2 separate regions of the Homo sapiens genome follow, and region 2 is linked to region 1. Evidence: chromatin loops called from intact Hi-C (ENCODE). Cell type or tissue: chondrocyte. All regions are shown on one strand. Links, peaks and the distances in the headings refer to the core of each region. The heading gives the core; the rest is flanking DNA.

Region 1 (6,114 bases), core at 776-5,775:
AGTGCTGAGGGCCCTGGGCGTTTCTCCTTGCCCTTTGGGGGTCACCATCTCAGCAGGAAATACCTGAACTTCCCCTCAAGCAGCCCCCAACATCCCAGGTCTCTGAGGAGTGAGAAACAGGGAGGGAAGGGAGGGCCATTGCAGCCTCTCAGCCAGTGGGAGTCCGAGGGCCATGGGAGCCCCCAGCCACTGCACAGTCTGCCCCAGGGCTGTGGGGAACATTTAGTTTGCTTGTAAGGATGAGCTTGAGGTTTTGGTCCAACTAGCCCCCAGGTCGCCCTTCCAGGTTATGGGGATCCAAGCTCAGGCTGAGAGCCAAGTTTCCTCTGAAAGGCCAGAGCTGCTGTGTCTCTGTCCCCAGGGGCAGAGGGGCTGTGGGGTTGCAGGCTCAGCGTCTGGGACTCTGGGGTGAAGGCTCAGCCATGCCCTGCAGACACCATGGGGCAGGGCTCAGACCTGTGCACCTGTCTCTTGCAAACCACTGTTTTCTCTGTTTTGTAACCCCCCACCCAACCCCACATAACACCTCTGGGTTTAAACAACATGCACCCTTGTGCCGGTCACCTCCCTGCAGCCGGAGAACCTGCTTCTGGCCAGCAAGTGCAAAGGGGCTGCAGTGAAGCTGGCAGACTTCGGCCTAGCTATCGAGGTGCAGGGGGACCAGCAGGCATGGTTTGGTGAGTGCCAGGGGCAGGGTGTGTTGGCTGGCAGTTGGCAGGGCAGGAGGTGATGCTGACAGCCCCTTGTGGCCTCTTCCCCTCTCTCTAGGTTTCGCTGGCACACCAGGCTACCTGTCCCCTGAGGTCCTTCGCAAAGAGGCGTATGGCAAGCCTGTGGACATCTGGGCATGTGGTGAGGCCTGGCCTGAGTTGGTGCGGGGCAGGGCCTCGGGTGTTTCAGGACTTCCCACCTACATCCTGGAGTGTGCAGTGGCCAGCACGTCTTGCTCTCATCTGGGTTTATCTGTGTCAGACCTGCCCTTGAGCTGCCCTGGCAGGGGTCTGCCCACACAGCCAAGAGCCCCCTTTCCACCCAGATTAGAATTGCTCACATGAACCTGGCGCACCCCAGTGCTCGCCTGCGCTCAGCAGAGGTCTGGTCCAGAAGTGTGGTGGGTGGATGGGAGTGGAGAAGAGAGGTCAGGGGCTGTTGGGCCATGGGCAGGGCCACCTCCTTGGGTAGGGGTCTCCTCCCACAGAGGTGGGGAGCAGCAGAGGGGCTTGACATCACCCTCATCCCTGTGATAGTGTGGGTGTGGGGCAGAGGTCAGGGGGCCGGCTGTGCCCTTCTACCCCAGTGTCTGCTGCACAGGTGGGGGCAAAGGAATGCTGAGGACCCCAATGCCCTCCCAGGGCCACAGGAGCTAGGCAGTGAGGGTGCAGGGCATGGGCTTCATGGACGGTGGCACCCTGCAAGTGGCTGCGGTGCTCACAGGCCCCATCCGCAGGGGTGATCCTGTACATCCTGCTCGTGGGCTACCCACCCTTCTGGGACGAGGACCAGCACAAGCTGTACCAGCAGATCAAGGCTGGTGCCTATGACGTGAGTGCACCAGCCCCTCTCTGATGAGCTCCCTTCCTCCAGGTGTGGCCGGGTGAGGGCAGCGTGGGAAGAGGCTAGGAGTGGGGTGAAGCCACCTGTGGCCAGGTCCTGGGTCCTGCTCTCCCAGATTCGTGGCTGGAGATGAAGCCCCTTGGAGAATTCTTGCCCCTGCCTGAGAGGGAGCTTCAGGCCCGGCCGGGGCGCTGTTTCCTTCTGCAGTTCCCGTCCCCTGAGTGGGACACCGTCACTCCTGAAGCCAAAAACCTCATCAACCAGATGCTGACCATCAACCCTGCCAAGCGCATCACAGCCCATGAGGCCCTGAAGCACCCGTGGGTCTGCGTGAGTCGCCCTTGGTGCCCATGGTGGGGAGGGGGCTCCTGGTGGAGATGGCCTCAGACCACTCCCCTGGCAAGGACCCCAAGAGGGTCCTGTTCCTGACATCCAAGAGCTCCCTTGGGTCCCCTGGGTGCTCCTTGTGGCCTCTGGCTTGGGACATACCAGCACGTTTGTGAGGCCTGGGGCTTGGAAGGCATTAGAGGGTAGAGGTGATCCCTTCCTCCCAACTGCAGTCCTGTCTGTGAGGGGCAGAGTGGACGAGGCAAGGGAGAGACGAGTCTTGAAGTCCCAGGCGGGTGGGGACAGACAACCCTTGCCGCAATGGTGGCCGGTGGCTCTTGGCAAGTGGGGACCCCAGGGTGCCACAAGCCTTGCCACCCTGGCCTCTCCCCTGTGCCTCGGGCTCGGCTGCCATATGACCACCCATTTCCCCACAGCAACGCTCCACGGTAGCATCCATGATGCACAGACAGGAGACTGTGGAGTGTCTGAAAAAGTTCAATGCCAGGAGAAAGCTCAAGGTGAGGCCCTGGCCCCTAGTCCCAGGCACGGCCATGCTTCTCTGTGTCCCTCTGGGCTGGAGCAGGGGGGCCTTGGGGGGTCTGGGCAGACCTAGGGGTTACTGCTGCCCCCAAGACTGACTGTTAGCAAGTCCCAGACTGGATGCATCAGGTGAACTCAGGCCAGCTTGGGAATGAGTCCAGAGGGGCCCTGGGCCAGGTGTGGCTCCTCCTAGTTGTCTGTGCCACCTCCTAGCAGCCCTTGGAGGAGCTGTCCTGAAGCGCTCGCTGTGGGCTCCTCACCCGGGCTCTGCAGGCAGCACTCACCCTCTGGCAGTCACACTGTTTAGTACAAGCAAGTCCGAAGCTTCCGGCTCAGACAGGTTTGGTAAGGAGAGCAGAGCCACACACACTGGTCTTGGGTGGGCTGGGGGAGTTCTGGGAGGGAGGTGGGTCCCAGTAGGGTATCCAACCTGCCTGCTTTGGTCAGGGCTGGCTCCGGTGACCGCACACTGGCAGTCCCTCTACTTGTGGGTTCCGGGATGGGGACTTGTTGCCTGACTGCCCTCTGCTGGTCTCTGAGCAGTTCTCCCCGGAAGCCCCAGGACTGTTGCCCTGTCTGAGCCTGTCAGGAAAAGAAGGGGCTGTCAGGGAGCTGGACCCCAGAGGAGCTGCCGTGGTGACCAGCTGTTCTGGTGACCCCTGAGGCTTGAGGGGTCTTGAAGCAGCTAGAAGCTGTAGTTGGTCAACAGGTTTAGGCCCAGGGTGTGTGTAGTTCTGGAAATAGGTGATCTGTCTCAGTGCGGCTGCTGGCTTCCTGGAGCTCTTGCCTCTCTGGAAGGCTGAGGTCATGTCAGCCTCATGACAATGAGGCTGAGCATCTGGGCAGGAGGACAGGGGTCTTATCCTGGCCAGAAGCCAGCAGGGAACACTGATGGGATAGCCCCGGTTTTATCTGTGTCTCTCCCCAGGGAGCCATCCTCACCACCATGCTGGCCACACGGAATTTCTCAGGTGAGCCTTTCTTCTCCAGGGAGACAGGCGCTGCCCCCTCCCTGCTGGCCCACGCAGGAGAGCGCCTCCTTCCTCACCAGCCTCTCCACTCCTCCTCTGCGGCAGGCCTGCCCTCGGCGTCTGCCCTCAGCTCTGAGACCCACTGCCCACCTGGCCCCGCTGGGCTCCCACCTTGGGTGATACCACAGGGTCCAGCCCCCCGAGGCCATCACCTTCGTGCTGGGTCTGTGTCCCTCCACCCCCTGAACACGAGCGTCTGTGCTGCCCCACTGGGGCTCACAGCATCGTGTGTGTCTGTCCAGGCGTTTGTCGGGCATCTATGTGGCCTCCTTGTCATTTTGAGTGCTCTGAACATTGTGTTTTGTGCGGGAGGTGGGCAGAAGGGATGCGGGGTGATGCGGGAGGCTCGGGGGCCTCCTTCCAAGTTCTGGATGAGCTGCAGCCTCCTGTCCCGGCTGCTCAGGGTGGGTGGTTGGGAAGCAAGTTCTCTTGGCAGGGGGGTGGGGTCTGTTATAGACCCCTGAGGCCCAGGGCGCTGGCAGACCCATCGGGCATGATGTTAGCCCCGGAGTGGAGCCGGCAGCCCAGGTCTGGACAAGCTGTACCTGTGGCTTCTCCGTCGTCCGACACTCCGTGTGCGAGCGTCTGTGATCCGTCTCTCTCGTTGTCCGTTTGCATCTGGTGCCCCCCACCCGCCATCCTGTTACTTTTGCTGTGATGCTGTAATGCCGGGAACGCGTGCACACGGTCACACCAACACTAATAGGACTGTCCTGTCTGCTGTGTGCTCACCACACCCTTTGGGCATGAGAAGCCCCCACTGGGGTTTTCTAAGGAGAAAGGAGGCAAATGCTTTTCCGTGTCAATCAGTCCAATCTTGTTTTCACTCTCTTGAGCAAAGGATTCTGGAACCATCTGTCACCTAAACTTTAACTCTAATCTTCTTCTGCTTCCTTTGTCTCTTTTCTTCCCTTACCTCGCCCACCCCTCGTCTGTGTCCGCCCACCCCTCCCTTCCCCTCGTCTCTAACCCGGTGCTAACAGTGGGCAGACAGACCACCGCTCCGGCCACAATGTCCACCGCGGCCTCCGGCACCACCATGGGGCTGGTGGAACAAGGTAGATGTGTCTCGACCAGCGTCCCGCCCGCTCCCGCCCGTCCCTCCTGCCAGCATGCAGCCCCCTGCTGCACGCAGCCGCTGGCCGGGCTCCAGAGCCGCCCCAGAGGCCGCCAGGCCCCCGGGAGCCCCTGCTCCCGTGTGGTCACATCCCAGCAGAGCCCACCACAAGGGCAGGGAGGCAGCCCCCAAGGCTCCTCGCCTGTAAGAGGAGGGGCTGGGCTAGGTGGCCCCTGGGCTACACCAAGCCCTTCTGGTCCTGGCCCCCGAGGTCTGGGGGTCCGGAGACCCCCATTAAGAATGGCCTGGGCCCACAGGGAGCCACTGGGCCTGCTGCTGGGGGGTCTGAATCCTGAAAGGAGAGCCTTGAGGAGCAGAGCCAGAGAGGCAGAGGCCCTTGGGGCAGACACACACCCTGCCCCTCTGGGGCCGCATGGAGACGGTGGTCTGTGCTGCTGAGTCCTACACATGCATGTCTGCCCTGAGCATCCCCCCAGGACAAGCCGCTCTGGAGTGGGTGAGGGTTTTATGCACCCTGAGGAGACTTTCAAGGCTTCCTCTTGGGTTGTTTCTGCAAAGTCCTCCTCCCCTGGCCTCAAACCCTGTGAGGGAAAAGGCCGGCACTGGCCACCTGCTCCTCTGGGCTGTGCGGGGCCAGAGCCAGAGGCCCAAGTTGGCTTCTGCCCACCTGCTGGCTTGTGACCATGGGCAGACCCCATGAGGGCTAGGCGACCCCAAGACCTCCTTGCAGCTCCAGCCTGAGCTGAAGGCTGGTGAGAGCTTAGGGCAGGCCAAGCTGACAACGCCTGGCCACAGAACACAGAGGGCTACAGGGGTGACCCCAGATCCTCCCTGGGCTGAGCTGCTGAGTTCCCTGTCGGTGCCTCCAACGTGGGCTGGGGACCCGGCAGAGGTTCCAGGGTGCTGGAGACTGCCTTCCCCAGGCCTCCTCATGACCCACAGGGTGAGCAGCCTGGCCTTCCCAGCCAGAGAACCCTCCTTCTGGGGAGGCCCAGGGCGTCCTCGGGGAGGGCAGTCTATTCTCCTCCCATGAGCCCAGTGGACGTGTCTAGCAGGCAGCACCCCGGGAGAGCCCTCCCACGTCTTCTCCATTTGACAGGCCTTTCCAGAGCGCAGGCGGGAGGGGGCTGTGATTAGAAAAGAGTGAGGCTAGTGGCTTCTGGGGAGGCACTGCTGCCCAGGGGACAGTGCTGAGAGACAGCTGCCTCTACGCTGCCCTGTGCCCGGGGCTCCCGCTGCAATGCCCGCCTGTCTGCAAGTGAACGTGGGGCGACGGTGCATGAGGCCCTGCATGTGTGGCTCCACCCTGGGCGCCGAGAGCAGCTCTGTCCTGGAGGGTGGTCAGTGCATGTGGACAGAGCCCAGCATGGCTGTCCTGGGTGACCAGCTAAGGGGACAAGGCAGAGGCAGGGCTGAGAGGACCACCCATCCTGCTAGGTCAGCCCAGCTCAGCCATATCACACGGCAGTGAGCATGGAGCTCAGTTCTCTGCCAATGGCAGCTGAGTCTAGTACCATCCAGTCAGAGTCTGGTACCAGCCCATGTGGCATAGCCCCCTCGGCCCGCAGAGAGACCCCGTCT
Region 2 (6,114 bases), core at 368-5,367, 900 kb before region 1:
GAGTAAGGAGGAGCAGGTGTTCCAGATCCAAGTCAGGGTGGCCACAGGCAGCCCTTGGGACCCCCTGACTTCCCTCACAGCCTTGCAGGCCTAGGTGTCTTCCAGTCGACATTTTCAGGCATCGGGGTGCAGAGAGAAAGAAGACACACTCCCTGTCTAAGTTCTCAGTCCATTTCCTTATCTGCAGAACATAGATGACTCTGTTCATAGGGCTGCTGGAAAGAGCAAATGAATTCTCAGTCCATTTCCTTATCTGCAGAACGTAGATGACACTGCTCATATGGCCGCTGGAAAGAGCAAAGGAAGAAATGCTCCTCCTCCACGCCCAGTTGACATGTCTATTTTCTTACATCCCCTTCTTTCCTACCTGAAGGATAACATTTTATGGATACTTGTTTGTGTTTTGCCTTTTTCACTTAAAGTATGTCTTAGAAATACCCTCACCTCAATTGTGGAGCTCTTCCTCCTTTTTTTTTTTTTTTTTTTTTTTTTTTGTTGAGACGGAGTCTCGCTCTGTCGCCTCTTCCTCCTTTTTAACAGCTAAAGAAATATGCTTCTAATAAACCATGAGCAAAAGAAGAAATAAAAATGGAAATGATAAAATATTTGAACTGAAAAATAATGAAACTACCACATATTAAACTTGTGGATTATGGGCCAGTGTGGTGGCTCATGCCTGTAATCCCAGCATTTTGGGAGGCCGAGGCGGGCGGATCACCTGAGGTCAGGAGTTCCAGACCAGCCTGGCCAACACGGGTGAAACCCCGCATCTACTAAAGATACAAAAATTAGCTGGGCATGGTGGCGCATGCCTGTAGTCCCAGCTACTTGAGAGGCTGAGGCAGGAGAATCATTGAACACAGGAGGTGGAGATTGCAGTGAGCCGAGATAGTGCCATTGCACTCCAGCCTGGGTGACAAGAGCAAAACTCTGTCTCAAAAAGAGAGAAGAAAATAGACATGTACATGCTCATTTGTGCCAAAGAAATATAGAAAAGGATAAATGAGGAGCTAAAGAGATTGGTCACCTAAGAGAAGGGTGGAAAAAGGGTACCCAGGGGGATGAGAACAAAGTGATAGGATGGGGAGGGGTACACTCTGCGTCTCTAGCCTTTTGTGTGACTCTTAGAGTTAAAGTAGAGTTCACACACTCAAAAAACAAGCAAAACCCAAAATGGAATGCAGACAGTAGCACTTGAGCTTCACAGCACTGCAAATGAACAGCACAGCTGCATTGAAGGGAGCAGGGAGGAAAAGAGCTCACCTAAGTCATTGTGGAAAACAGTACCGGGACTGGATCCTGTATGGCTAAAGGCAAAAAGAACCGCACAGAAATCCTGCGATGGGCCAGGCACGGTGGCTCACGCCTGTAATCCCAGCACTTTGGGAGGCTGACGAGGGTGGATCACCTGAGGTCAGGAGTTCAAGACGAGCCTGACCAACATGGTGAAACCCTGTCTCTACTAAAAATATAAAAATTAGCTGTGCATGGTGGCACGTGCCTGTAATCCCAGCTACTCAGAAGGCTGAGGCAGGAGAATCACTTGAACCCAGGAGGCGGAGGTTGCAGTGAGCCGAGATCGTGCCACTGCACTCCAGCCTGGGAGACAGAGTGAGACTATGTCTCAAAAAAAAAAAAAAAAGAAATGCTGTAATGTAGCCAGTGAATGTATTTCCTCCAAGGGTGTGGCAAGCAATTCTGAAACTACTTGAGGCATGGACTAGAACTGAAAAAATTAGTAAGAATATCATAATAATGACAGCTGGGTTTCTCACTGTTGGAAAAAGAAGTTACAAGTGAGGAAAGGCTAAAGCGAGCCCCATTGTGTTGGTTTGGAACCAGAGGTATCAGTATAAACTCAGGACTTTAATCTGCATACAAACAGATAGACACAGAAATACACATGCATGTCCACGCGTGGGTTAGCAGACATGCGTATATTTCCTAGCCTGTCTGCTGATGAGAGAGCCTCAACAAGGGACAACCCAGGAGCATGGACAGCTCTGCTAGGATCTCAGCTTCTAAGCACCATTCTCCAGTAAAAAGGCACCATGATCCTTAGAAAAATGGCTCATTCCCAGGTTGAAGCAGGGAAGCTACAAGATGAGTTTGGAGCATCTTCTCATGCCAGAAAGTGAGAAAGTGCCCAAAAAAAAGAACAGTTGTCAAAAGAACATGGGAGCCAATCTCAAGGCACTCCCAATGGCCAAAGCTGGAACAAAGTGCTAAGTAATCTAATAAATGATGGGGCAAAGGGCAGCCTTTCCTTACAGAATAATTCCAGTTAATAAGTGTAGAAGAACGAAGACAAACTACCATCAGGCAAACACCACAGTAATAAGTGGTACAGACAAGATCCACCAACGAATGTTAAAATTAGCGGGCACAAGTTTGAAAAGAACAAGTTATTAGTATAATCTCAAATTCAACCCCCAAGATATTTATTAACTACAAATGGAGAGATACACAGAGTCACTTTTCAGTGTTAAGACTTCCAGGCGAAGGCCACCAGGTTGAACAAGTTGGGTTTATTTCTTGCTGCAGTAACAAGGGAGAACACAGGCTTTGGAGAACCATAAGGCGACTTGGGGAGAGGGTGTTATAAAGGCCTCATGAGATTGGGCCTTGATTTTGGGGGAGGGTTTAAGAAAACAGGGTTTTTTTCTGGGTGGGAGGCTGTCAGGCAGCAGGAGTAATTAATTCTGTGATGAAATATCTTCAGCTAAAGTTATAGTTGGTAAAGAAGCAGCAATTGCTCACATGACCCAGGAGAGGGAGCTGTTGGGCCATTTTGTGGTTAGTTGATGTTCTCCTGAGTTACACTTGATTATGGAGCAGGCTTCTTTCTCTGAGGTCGATGTTTTGGGTAATTGTTTGTGTTCAGCAGGAGCACCCTAAGGCATGGCCCCCGGATGTCAGGGCTGCTAGTCTCTTTCTGAGCAGTGGAGACGCTCGGCAAAAATTGGTCAAGATTAGTATCACCAATAGACATTGCCAAAAGAAAACTGGCAGAGCTGCATTAAAAATCAGGTGAAATGTTGTCCTCTTACATCTTACTGGGCTTTGGCGTCTAGACCTCCAGTCCAAGGACAGGGCCAGAAACAAAGCTCATCTTCAGGCTAATTCCCTGGAACTGGAAATGCCTCCAGAGCAAAAGCAGCTTGGAACGTCTAGGCTCACCCCGCTGGGTTCTTGTCTTCTTCCAGATCTTGCTAGCTTTTTGATGCTTTCAGTAAGACTTTTGGGGGCTATTATTGTTCAGCTTCTTGAGTCATCCTCAGAGGGGAAGTTGATCTGGATTGCCTAGCTGCCAAAGGTCTTTCTTCTGATTCCTCAGGAGAAACCAGGGAGAGACTGAATATCAAATAGGACAATAGCCAGGCCATACATATGAGTAGAACTTGTCCCATAGTCTGCAGCAACCAGCCGGGATGCCAGCCTGCTATTCCTATGCAGCCAAATGCATAGGAAGTCAGACCACTCTCTCTAGCAACGATCCTGGAAGGCCAAACAATAACCCCTCTAACAATCGGCCCCAAATGGCCAGAACTTGATTAATAACTGGCAGCTTCCCTAATTTTTGTCCCTGCTTCCAACTTAGGACCAGCCAGAAACAAAACAAATATGCTCTTCTAACCAATCACATAGGCAGCCCCCTTTCTAGTGAGCTGCCCCAGCTTCCCCGGGCTGGCTGCCTCCATCAGGGCTCACCTGAGCCTCCCTTTTCCACTGTGAAGCTTTCCCTCCCTTTCCCTCTGCCTGCCTGTGAGTCTTGGCCAAATGCAGTGATGGCGGCCAGCCCCCTTGCTAGAGCAGCTCTAGATGAAGAGATTTTGCCTGTTCTCATGTGGGTGGTCTTTCTGTATTCCCACACCAGAAAGCTAGCTTTTAATGGTCCTCTAATGTTAGCAAAGAAAATAAAATTGCAAAATGTCATGGGGGTAAGTAGGCTGAAGGACCGCCATGTCTGCAGAGCATGGCGGGAGCCACTGAAATCTTTCTAGTAGGCTAGAGCACCCAGCTCTGCCACCGCTAGAGAAAGGACGGCCAAGGGGGCTTCTCCCAGAAACCTCATCTCAGAACCAGGCCTCAGTAGGGCCTTAGGCCCACTGTGGGTCTCTGACCCTGTACGACATGAGTAGTGTGGGACAGCAGTCTGGGCCACTTTTCTAAGAAGACAGAGCAGGGTGGTGCTCTGACTCCCAGCCTGGCCCTGGGGCTCCAGAGGCCAAGGGTAGTCCCAGGGCCACTCCCCAATCCCAGTGTGATACTGGCAAGTCCCTGACCAAGCTGAGCTTCAAGGCCCCCAGCTGTAAAGAAGGGGGCCCCTTGGCTGGAACAGTGAAAAGCCACTCCATTCAGGGCTCATTACCTCCTCATTCTCTACCCAAGGCATTGACCTGAGCCTCAGAATCTCCCCAGGGTCAGTGTTTCTGCAGAGTAGGGGCATCAGCTGGAAATCAAGAGTTTATGGAGATGTAGAGGCCAGGCCTGCTGCCCTCCCTTCTACAACCCCACCCCTGCTGGACTTTCCCTTCTCAGCCCAGGAGACCCAGGCCCCGGTCCCACATACCTTCCTCCCAGGCCCAGTGCCTACCTTTGTCCAGGCTCCCCTTCTCCTCTCCTCCCACCTCCCTGTCAACTGGCAAAGGGCCTTTCTAAAACGTGTCTGATCCTGCCTTGCCACCCTGACCCCTGGCCTGGCCCCCATGGCTCTCCATGGTCCAGCCCTGCCAGCCTCCCCAGCCCTCTCCCACCTCAGTGTTGGAGAAAATGACTCCCCAAAAAGACCCTGTTTCTCTGCACCTGCCAGGCTGCATGATATCTCAGCCTAGGACCATCCATGCTCCTTGCGTCCTTGTGTAGCGCTGGACTCTTCTGAAAGCTCGGGGGCGACTCCCTGTCAGAAGCCTCGCAGCTGGGGAGGAGCCTCTGTGGGTATGCACCTGGGGTCTGCATTTCATGTGCCTGTGCCCCTGGCCACACACAAGTGTTAGCAAATGGACCACAAGTGAACAAGCTGGACAGAGATGACACCATGAGGCCTTAGCCACCAGGGCTGCGCCCAGCATCCTCTGCAGCCCTGCTCTACCTGCTGTGGTCCAGGGCAGAAACAGAGCCAGTGGGACATCCAACCCACCTGCCAATGACCACAGGCCCATGAGGCCCACGGTTCTGCTAGGTACAAGAGAAGGGGCAGAGGGCCCACTGCAGCCTCACAGCCTTGCAGCCCTGGAGTAGGAGGTGGCAGTAGAGCTTTGAAAGATGGGAGGAGAGAACTTTCTAAGCAGGAGCTAGAGGCAGGAGGTGTAGCAACTGTATGCAGGGACATGACTTGGTGAGACAGGAGATGTAGGAAGGGTGTCAGAGCAGACAGACCATGATGAGGGCAGAGGGCTGAGGGCAGGACCTGCACCCAGGGTCGGGACCCCTATAATGAGAGTGAGACCTTCACCGAAGGGTCATGACCCCAATGACAAGGACAGGACATTCACCCAGGAGTCCTGACTCTGATGACAAGGGCTGAGGACCTGCACCAGGGTTGTGACCCTGATGACAAGCATGAGACCTTCACGTGATCAGAGGCCGTGACCCTGATTGCAAGGGCTGAAGGCAGGTCATGTACCCAGGGCCTGTGGCAGTCACCACAAGACCAGGACACACCTGTGGAATAGCATGGCCTCCTCCATCCCTGTCTTTACTCAGAGTTTTGGAGAAAATCCTGACCCAGCTGACCCCATAGGACCAGGAGTGGGGACAGTGTGCTCCAGATGACCACAACCCGGGGCCTCATTTCCCCATCAATCCTGGGCACACAGGAGCTGCTGGGGAGTGAAAGAGCCTGTGCATCTTAGAAGATGATAGGCTGGAGCCAGGCAAGCCAGGGGCCAACAACCTTCCCCTGGGCGCAAGAAGAACCCTACATTCCTTGCCTCTGGGGCTGGTGAGCCTGGAGGAATGGCATTCCTGGAACCCTCTGGCTTCTCCATTTGGCCCTGAGGGCTCTAAGGGCAGCTGTGCACCTAACCCGAACTCCTTGTCCTGCCAACACCTCTCACTCCTCCCCACTGCCCCCCACCAGCCACACAGAACATGTGTTCCCTCCTGGCCCCC

Evidence for each region. A loop is a pair of places that touch in the nucleus more often than their neighbours do. Peaks named below come from ENCODE experiments on the same cell type or tissue, not always from the same donor. Only the 100,000 strongest peaks of a DNase experiment are listed, where the experiment ranks them.
Region 2: a loop joins it to region 1, with 8 times the contacts of the local background. A loop is called at or near these places in 6 of 110 quality-filtered maps.

The regions. Positions count from the first base shown.
Region 1 is chr7:44,237,988-44,244,101 of GRCh38, reverse strand. It overlaps CAMK2B (calcium/calmodulin dependent protein kinase II beta), which reads left to right. Exons shown (of 24, transcript NM_001220.5): 7 at 575-677; 8 at 769-852; 9 at 1,448-1,542; 10 at 1,762-1,884; 11 at 2,319-2,402; 12 at 3,353-3,395; 13 at 4,439-4,513. Among named protein-coding and RNA genes, the nearest start is that of YKT6, 40 kb to the right of the region's middle. RefSeq lists enhancers at 2,676-2,775, 2,796-2,865, 3,026-3,225. In chondrocyte, for the core only: CTCF peaks have their summits at 2,739 and 2,949 (motif pointing left); no DNase peak of the experiment used is centred there.
Region 2 is chr7:45,132,986-45,139,099 of GRCh38, reverse strand. No RefSeq gene overlaps it. Among named protein-coding and RNA genes, the nearest start is that of RAMP3, 22 kb to the left of the region's middle. RefSeq lists an enhancer at 4,779-5,279. In chondrocyte, for the core only: CTCF peaks have their summits at 2,550 and 2,776 (motif pointing right); no DNase peak of the experiment used is centred there.